Linked DNA regions of Homo sapiens: region 2 is linked to region 1. A link is an interaction called in ENCODE POLR2A ChIA-PET data of the cell type or tissue named here. Cell type or tissue: B cell. All regions are shown on one strand. Links, peaks and the distances in the headings refer to the core of each region. The heading gives the core; the rest is flanking DNA. Region 1 overlaps CSGALNACT2 (chondroitin sulfate N-acetylgalactosaminyltransferase 2). Region 2 holds the start of LOC107984225 (a long non-coding RNA gene).

Region 1 (4,389 bases), core at 188-4,187:
AGACAGACTGGAAAACCTCAGAATTCCCAGGGCACTCGGTAGAGCACTCAAAAAAATCTTGTCTCAGTAGTGGGAAATAATTAGCTCTAGACTAAACATGGCACTAATCCTGCCAATACATCTTAAAAGCAAGACTTGAAAGGATCACATTATTTCCAAGTAATAGCACAACAAGCCTTAAGAATATTTATAAGAATACAGAAATATCCAGTACTCAACAAAATAAAATTCACAATATCTGGCATCTCAACAAAAATTACCAGGTATAAAAAAATATGATCCATAATGAAAAAAATCAACAATTAAAACTGACCAATGATTAGAACTGACAGATGTGGGAATCTGCAGAAAAAGGACACCAAAACAGCTATCATAACTGTATTTTTAAAATGATGTTTATGTTCAAAAATTTAAGTAGAGGTATGAATGACATAAAAGAGATCCAAGTTAAACTTCAGGAGATGAAAATTTCAGTGTCTGAGATGAAAAATACACTGAATGGGATTAATGGCAGATTAGATATTTTAGAAGAAAATATTAGTAAACTAGAGATGTAGCAAAAGAAACTATGCAACATACAGAAAGAAAAAAGAATCAAAAATATAAACAAAGCATTGATAAGCTCTGTGACAACTTCAAACAGCCTAATATACATGTAACTGGAGTCCCCAAAGAAGGGGGAAGGAGTCAGGAGAAATACTTAAACAAATAAGGCTGAAAATTTCCCAAATTTGATGGAAACTATAAACACACATAAGAAGCTCAACCAATCCCAAATAGCCATAAAGAAAATTATAGCAAGGTACATGATAATCAAATTGCTCAAATCCAATGTAAAGAGAAAATCTTTAAACTGGCCACATGAAAAATGCACATCACATACAAGGAACAAAAGATAATAATGACAGATTACTCTTTGAAAACTGAAAGTAATTAGACAGTGGAACAATGATCTTTAAAGAACTAAAAAGAAAAATATGCCAGCCTACAATTCTATACCCAGAGAAATTATCTTTGAAAAAGGCAAAATACTTTCTCTACATAAAAAGCTAAAGGAATTCATCACCATCATACCTGTACTGTAAGTCTTTTAGGCAGAGGAACATAATACCAGAAAGGAATATGGATTTATACAAAGCAATGAAAAACATCATTAATGTTAACGACATTGGTAACTAAGATTTTTGCTCATTATTATCTAAATCTCTTCAAAAGATAACTGAATAAAATGGACAAAATCCTAGAAAGATAGAAACTAACAAAACTGATTTAAGAAGAAATACCAGATATGAATAGACTTATATGACAAAAGATTGAATTAATAATAATAAAAAAACTACTCACAATGAAAAGTCCAGGCCAAGAGGCTTCACTGGTGGAATGTACCAAACATTTATTTATTATTACTATTATTTTTTTTGAGACAGAGTTTCGCTCTTGTTGCCCAGGCTGGAGTGCAATGGCGCGATCTCAGCTCACCGCAACCTCCGCCTCCCACGTTCAAGGGATTCTCCTGCCTCAGCCTGCCGAGTAGCTAGGATTACAGGCATGCACCACCACGCCTGGCTAATTCTGTATTTTTAGTAGAGATGGGGTTTCTCCATGTTGGTCAGGCTGGTCTTGAACTCTCGACCTCAGGTGATCCACCCGCCTCAGCCTCGAAAAGTGCTGGGATCACAGGCGTGAGCCACCACACCCAGCCTAGCAAACATTTAAATAAGAATTATTATTATTAAATAAGAATTATCTTCACAGACTCTTCCAAAAAATAGAAGAGGAAGCATTCTATAAGGTCAGTATCATCCTGCTACCAAATCCAGACATTAAAAGAAAACCATAGGCCAATATCCTATATGAATATAAATACAAAAATCCTCAACAAAATACTAGCAAAACGAACCCAGCAATATATAAGAGGAATCATACATCATGGCCAAATAAGATTTATCCCAGGACTGCAAGGTTGGTTTAACATCTGAAAATCAATTAATGCAATATACCATATCAATAGAAGACAAAATTCACTTGATCATCTCAACAGACATGGAAAAAGCATTTGACAAAATCCAACACCATTTCCTAATAAAAACCATTCAATAGGGGCTGGGTGCGGTGGCTCACACCTGTAATTCCAGCACTTTGGAAGGCCGAGGTGGGCAGATCCCACGAGGTCAGGAGATAGAGACCATCCTGGCTAGCACAATGAAACCCCGCCTCTACTAAAAATACAAAAAATTAGCCGGGTGTGGTGGTGGCATGCACCTGCAGTCCCAGCTACTCAGGAGGCTGAGTTAGGAGAATCACATGGACCTGGGAGGCGGAGGTTGCAGTGAGCCGAGATCACGCCACTGCACTGCAGCCTGGGCGACAAAGCGAGACTCCATCTCAAAAAACCAAACCAAACCAAACCAAACACCATTCAATAAACTAGAAGACACCTTCCTAATCTAAGAAAAGGGACCTACAAAAAACCCATAGCTAACATTGTATTTAATGATGAAAGACTGTATGCCTTCCCCCAAGATCAGGAATAAGACAAGGATGTCTGTTCTTGTCACTTCTATTTATATTGTACTAGAGGAGGTTGTAGCCAAGGCAATTAGGCAAGAAAATGAAATAAAAGGCATCCAGATTGAAAAGGAAGAAGTAAAACTATCCTTATTTGCAGATGATATGATCTGTATGCAGAAAATCCTAAGGAATTCACTAAAAATCTATTATAACTAATAAATGAGTTCAGCCAGTTGTAGGATACAATATCGATATACAAAAATCAATTGTATTTCTCTACATTAGCAACAAGCAATCTGAAAATGAAATTAAAAAAACAATCCTGTATACAATATGGCATCAAAAAGAATAAAATAGGAATAATGTTAACAAAAGAACTGCAAGACTTGTATTCATAGAAACTACAAAACATTGTTGGAAGAAAGTTAAGATTTAAATAAACAGAAAGACACCACACTCATGATTGGAAGGCTTAATATTGCTAAAATGGTAATATTCCCCAATTAATGTACAGATTAAACACAATCCTCTTCAAGAATCCCAGTGGACTTCTTGCAGAAATTGGCAAGCTGATCTTAAAATTTATACAAATTCAAGAAACCCAGAATAACCCAAATAATATTGAACAAGAAAAATGAAATTGAAGGAAAACACTTCCCAATTCCAAAAATTACTACAGAGCCCCAGGTAATTAAGACAATGTGGTATGGCATAGAAATAGACATATAGTCAATGGAATGGAACTTAAAGCCCAAAAATAAATCATCACATTTATGGTTAGTTGATTTTCAACAAGAATAGCAAGGCAGTTCAATGGGAGAAAGAATAGTTTTTTCAATAAATAGTACTGGGACAACTGGATATTTACAGGCAAAAGAATGAAACTAGACTCCTACTTCACACCACATTCAAAAATTATCTCAAAATGGGTCAAATATCTGAATATAAGAGTCAAAACTAGAAAACTCTTAGAACAAAACCTATGTGTAAATATTTGTGACCTTGGATCAGGCAACAGCTTCTTAGATATGACACCAAAGACAAAACAAATATTAACTGGACCTCATCAAAATAAAAAAACTTGTGTTGCAAAGGACATCAACAAGAAAGTGAAGAAATAACCCATACAATTAGAGAACATTTGTAAATCATTTGTCTGTCTTACTTTAAAAAGCAAAAAAAAAAAAAAAAAAAGATAACTCGACAAGCAAAAGATCTGAACAGACATTTCTCTAAAGAAGATATATAAATGGCCTATATAAATACATGAAAAGATGCTCAACACCATTAGCCAAAAAGGAAATGCAAATCAAAAGCACAATTAGATACCACTCCACATCCACTAGCATGTAATTCAAGGTGAATCATAGACCTAAATGGAAAAAAACCAAAAGCAAGCATAGGATAAAATCTTTGTCACTCTGAGTTAGGCAAAGATTTCTTAGATATGATATTCAATAGCATAAATGATAAATTGAATTTCATCAAAATTAGCAATCTGTGCTCTTTCAAAGACATTGTTAAGAGAATGAGAAGACAAGTGATGGACCTGGAGAAAATATGGGCAAAGCATGCGTCTTATAAAGGACTTGTACCAAGAATATATTTTAAAATGATCAAAATGAAATAATAACAAACACAACTCAATTAAAATGTGGGAAAAGGCCTGAACCCTTCAAATAAACACTTGAAAAAGATGCTCGGCCGGGCGCGGTGGCTCACGCCTGTAATCCCAGCACTTTGGGAGGCCGAGGCGGGCGGATCACGAGGTCAGGAGATCGAGACCATCCCGGCTAAAACGGTGAAACCCCGTCTCTACTAAAAATACAAAAAATTAGCCGGGCGTAGTGGCGGGCGCCTGTAGTCCCAGCTACTTGG
Region 2 (4,389 bases), core at 209-4,208, 82 kb before region 1:
CGGCCTGGAGCGTTCCATTGAGTGACACATGCCACAGCTCGGTGGAAACCCAGTCCCCTGTGGGGGATGCTTGGTTCATTTTCAGTTCGAAGCCCTTGTGAGTAGGGCTGCTGCAGACACTCCTGCGTGTGTCCTTTGGTGTGAGTCTCTAGTGTTTCTGCACAGCCTCCATCCAGGATGGAATTTCTGGGCCTGGTGTGGTCGGTGTTCATAGGCATGATCGGGCTGTTTTCCCGCCTGGCTGCACCAGCTGACCCTGCCGCGCCGCCAGCAGCTGAGAATTTGGGTTGTGCTATCTCGTCAGCACGTGGCATTTTCTGCCTTTTGATGGTAGCCTTGCTGCTGGGTGTGCAGGGTGCCACACCGCAGTTTAGTGCCTTTCCCAGATGAGTCATGGAGCTGGGTGCTCTCTTAGGCCTATCACCCCTTGGATAGCCTTCTTTCAGTGAAATATGTCTTCAAGTCTTTTGCCCATTTGTAAAAAATTGAGTCTTCTGACTTTTTTATTTACATGAGTTCTTTATATATTTTGGATATGAGTCCTGTGCTGGATATATACAACCATATCCTTATTCACACTTGTGTCTCTGTATCTGTCTACACACACACACACACGCACACACACACGTGCACACACATAGGTTCTGAGTGCCTCTGTGCATAGACATGTTACAGTCATTGGGATGTAGCAGTCAACAAAACAAAGATCCTGCCCTCATGGAGCTCACATTCTCAGGAGAGCAGACGAATGAACCAGAAGGTGGAAAGGCTCTGCTGGACCCAGTAACCTTAAGGAAAACCATTCCATGGCAGGACAATGCTGGGGCAGAGGATGGCATTGCAGCTGTGTTAGTGAGAAGGTGGCCTGTCGGGGTGGGGGGCCACAGACACTGCAGAGCACATTGCACGCAGGGGGAGGGTGGGCAGGGCCTGTCGAGGCTGAGCAGGGAGCATTGAGGTCCCTGATGGGGCTATTCGTTAGGACTCTGCCTTCATCGAGATTGAGGTGGGAGTCACGGAGCTTCTGACTCAGGTTCTAAGAGATCCCCCCCGGCTGCTGTGTGGAGACAGCAAGGGTGGACTCTGAGAGGGAGCCTTTGCGAGTGTAGTAGTCTGTTCTCACACTGCTATAAAGAAGGGCCTTGGCCGGGCACGGTGGCTCATGCCTGTAATCCCAGCACTTTGGGAAGCTGAAGTGGGCAGATCACTTGGGTCAGGAAGTTTGAGATCAGCCTGGCCAACACGGTGAAACCCTGTCTCTACTAAAAATACAAAAATTAGCTGGGCATGGTGGCGTGCACCTGTAATCCCAGCTACTTGAGAGGCTGAGGCAAGAGAATCGCTTAAACCCAGAAGGTGGAGGTTGCAGTGAGCTGAGATCATGTCACTGCACTCCAGCCTGGGTGATAGAGGGAGACTCCATCTCCAAAAAAAAAAAAAAAAAAGCCGGAGACTGGGTAATTTATAAAGAAAAGAGGTTTAATTAGATCATGGCTCTGCAAACTTTACAGGAATCATGGCAGCATTTGCTTCTGGGAAGGCCTCAGGGAGCTTTCACTCATAGTGGAAGGCAGAGTTGGAGCAGGTGTCTCACATGGCAGGAGCAAGAGAGAGAAGGGGGAGGTGCCCCACACTTTCAAACAGTCAGATCCCTCCAGAACTCACTCACTCACTAACAGGAGAATAGCACCGAGGGGATGGTGCTAACCCATTCATGAGAACTCCGCCCCCATGATCCAATCGCCTCCAACCTCCAACACTGGGGATTACAATTGAACATGAGATTTGGGTGGGGACACAAACCCAAATCATATCAGCGGGAGTCCAGCCTCCTGTCCTGTGACCCTCAACCCAGAATCTTGACAGCTTGCCTGCTCTAGGCTCTGCCATCCTCAGAGCAGGCTCTGTTGCTCTGGTCAGAGGCAGCCTTGTTCCAGGCCTTGTGCCCTGCCCCTAAAGGAGGTGTCTGGAGAAAGTGCCTCTTCCTGTGTGTCTGGTCTCCCTGAAGTCCCGGCAGATGGCCACTGGCCCCACCACACCTGGCTTCTTCTCTACTTTCTGAAGTGGCAGTGGGATTCTGCCTCAGGGCCCACCAGCCCTCCCTGCAGGACAGCCTCAGCCCCAGCTGCAGGGATGCAAGCAGGACGCCTGGCAGGGCTCAGCCCCAGCATAGCAGCCTCCTCGCATCCTCAGGCACCAGGAAGGATGTGGGTCAGGTCACACATGAATGCTGAGATCACACTGGTGGGTAAAGGAGACAGCACCATCTGTGTCAGCCAGAGATGGGGGCAAGGGCCCCATTCCTCCCGGGGAAGCGTCTGCCTTATCAAGGTCCTTGGGTGACACTGGTGCAATCTGGGATGAGCGTGATAGGAAGTGACCCTGTGACTGCATAAGAAGGCTTGTGGGGCTGCCCACCCATCCACCACCTCCTCTAGAGTGTCACATTCAGGGAGGCAGAGGGGATGCTTGCTCTGGGGTCAGGAGGCAGCAGGGCCAACTGCTCACATGGACTTCCTGAGACAACACTGGGGCCACCCCAGGGCCCAGATGTTCTGCAGGGCTACGGTACAGGGCTGAGGAAGGCAGGGGCAGGTGCCTCGAAGGCTTCCCCAGGGGCAAGACACCAGGTTTCACCTTCTTGGTGCTCTCCATGAAGCCACCTGAAGGGACAGGGTGGCCCTGCAGGCCCAGACCATCCTGATGCCACCTGTCTGCCTGCCAAGGTCACCATGAGCTTCGCATCTTCTGGCTGGCCTGAAACAAGATGCAGAAGCAAAAGTGGGGGAGGACATTGTGAAAGCTGGAGGGCCACTGTGCCATTTCTGCCTGGTTGCCTCGTACTCCCCGCACTGCCCACCCACAGGCGCTGCATACCACGCAGTAATGTATAGTGCATGCTCTGAGCAGTGGGAAGCGGTTCCAGGCCAGGCCAACACTCACTGGTAGAGAAGAGCTGGTGAGAGGGCAGCACTCCAGGAGAAGGACTCCTGTCTCCAGGCCCTTGAGCTGGCTTGAGGGAGGCCAGTGAATGAACCCAGCACAGCCCCTACTTTCCCAAGACAGAGACAACTGCCCATCGAGCCAGCCTAGTAGGTACTCTTGCTGCTAGTAAGTGAGCAGGCAAACAAGCTGGGAGGCAGAGGGCCTCTGGCAAGGCCTGGGCAAGAGCCGTGGGGGTGGAGGTGGGGTGAGGGTATGGGCATCCTGGGGCGGCCAGATGTTGTCAGGGTCACGATTGTCCATCAGCCCGTGGCTTGAGAGCTCTCCAGAGTTGTCAGAGCCTCTCTGTGAGGTTCAAGCTGAGCATACCCTGCTCCTCCCTAGCGGCCGCCCCGCCGGCCAACTCGGACTCCCCCAGAGCCCAAGGGGTCTCTCACCCAGCTCAGGTGCTGGGTGCTCCAATCCAGACCCCCAGAGAGGGCGCTCTTCGGCTCCGCGCATCTTTCCCGTCCGCATCATCTGAGGGAGTGGGGTCCACCACAGGAATGCGCAGAGGGGTAGCCCCATCACCTGGCAGATTCCTTCTGAGGCTGGGGCTCTGGGGGCGGGAGGAGCCTCACTGTGCCATGTGCCCAGCCCACCCCTCGCTGCGGCTCGGATCAGCCCTCCCACAAAAGCAGCTGCCGTGTCCCCCGAGTTCCAATGAAATGGAAGGACAGGGAGTTCTGTGCGACGCCTGTCTCAGGCCAGAGCTGTGTGGAGTGAGCGCCCTGTCAGGGAAGGCATTCAAGTCGAATGCTGGCAGAACACCTGCTGTAGTTCCGTAGTGGACGTCTACGATCAGGTGAGGCCGGGGCCGGGTAAGAGGCATCCCCTTCCCGCGCCGAGCCCCGACCCACGCTGCGCCCCCTCGCCGGCCCCGCGCGCCAGCACCGACCCCCGGCACGGCCGATCCCGGACGCCCCGTCCAGCCTCACACCCCGGCACCTACGGCGCCCCCACACCTAGCGCCAGGCGCGCGCCCGGCCCAGGCAGCTCCTCCTGACAGCGCTCCAGGCCGCCCCGGGTCCCTGCCCCACCTCCGCGCCATGCTCCTAGCCTCGGCCCCGCCCCGCGTTCCTGGCCGGCCTCGCGGCCCCTCTGCCCCGCCCGGACCCCGCGGTCCCCAGCCCAGCCCCTCGGTTCCCTGCTTCCGGGGTCCCACCCCTCCAGCGGAGGCGTCCAGCGGCAGGGGCCGGCGCAGGAGTGGGTGCTTGCTTGGCTCGCGGGCAGAGGAGCCGCCGCTCGCTGGACGCCGGACCGGGCAGGACGGCGCGGGGAGCCGGCGGCCAGAATGTTCCTGGAGCCCCAGGTAGGGCTGCGGCGGGCCCAGGCGCAAGGCCGCGGGGCAGGGTTCTTGCGCTGTCGGGCTCGGGAGGGGTGCGACGGTCCCCTGCATCCCGACCC

Evidence for each region. Peaks named below come from ENCODE experiments on the same cell type or tissue, not always from the same donor. Only the 100,000 strongest peaks of a DNase experiment are listed, where the experiment ranks them.
Region 2: POLR2A ChIA-PET joins it to region 1 with 6 read pairs; 4 of 35 experiments call an interaction of 5 or more read pairs at or near these places.

What each region holds. Positions count from the first base shown.
Region 1 is chr10:43,147,099-43,151,487 of GRCh38, reverse strand. All of the region lies in intron 1 of CSGALNACT2 (chondroitin sulfate N-acetylgalactosaminyltransferase 2), which reads right to left. Among named protein-coding and RNA genes, the nearest start is that of CSGALNACT2, 11 kb to the right of the region's middle. In B cell, for the core only: no CTCF peak of the experiment used is centred there; no DNase peak of the experiment used is centred there.
Region 2 is chr10:43,229,542-43,233,930 of GRCh38, reverse strand. All of the region lies in intron 1 of RASGEF1A (RasGEF domain family member 1A), which reads left to right. LOC107984225 (a long non-coding RNA gene) reads right to left here and starts at 3,841. Exons shown (of 3, transcript XR_007062127.1): 1 at 3,381-3,841; 2 at 2,638-2,757; 3 at 1,459-2,241. RefSeq lists an enhancer at 2,695-3,249. In B cell, for the core only: no CTCF peak of the experiment used is centred there; a DNase peak (open chromatin) is centred at 2,240; H3K4me3 peaks cover 326 bases; H3K27ac peaks cover 351 bases; H3K27me3 peaks cover 740 bases.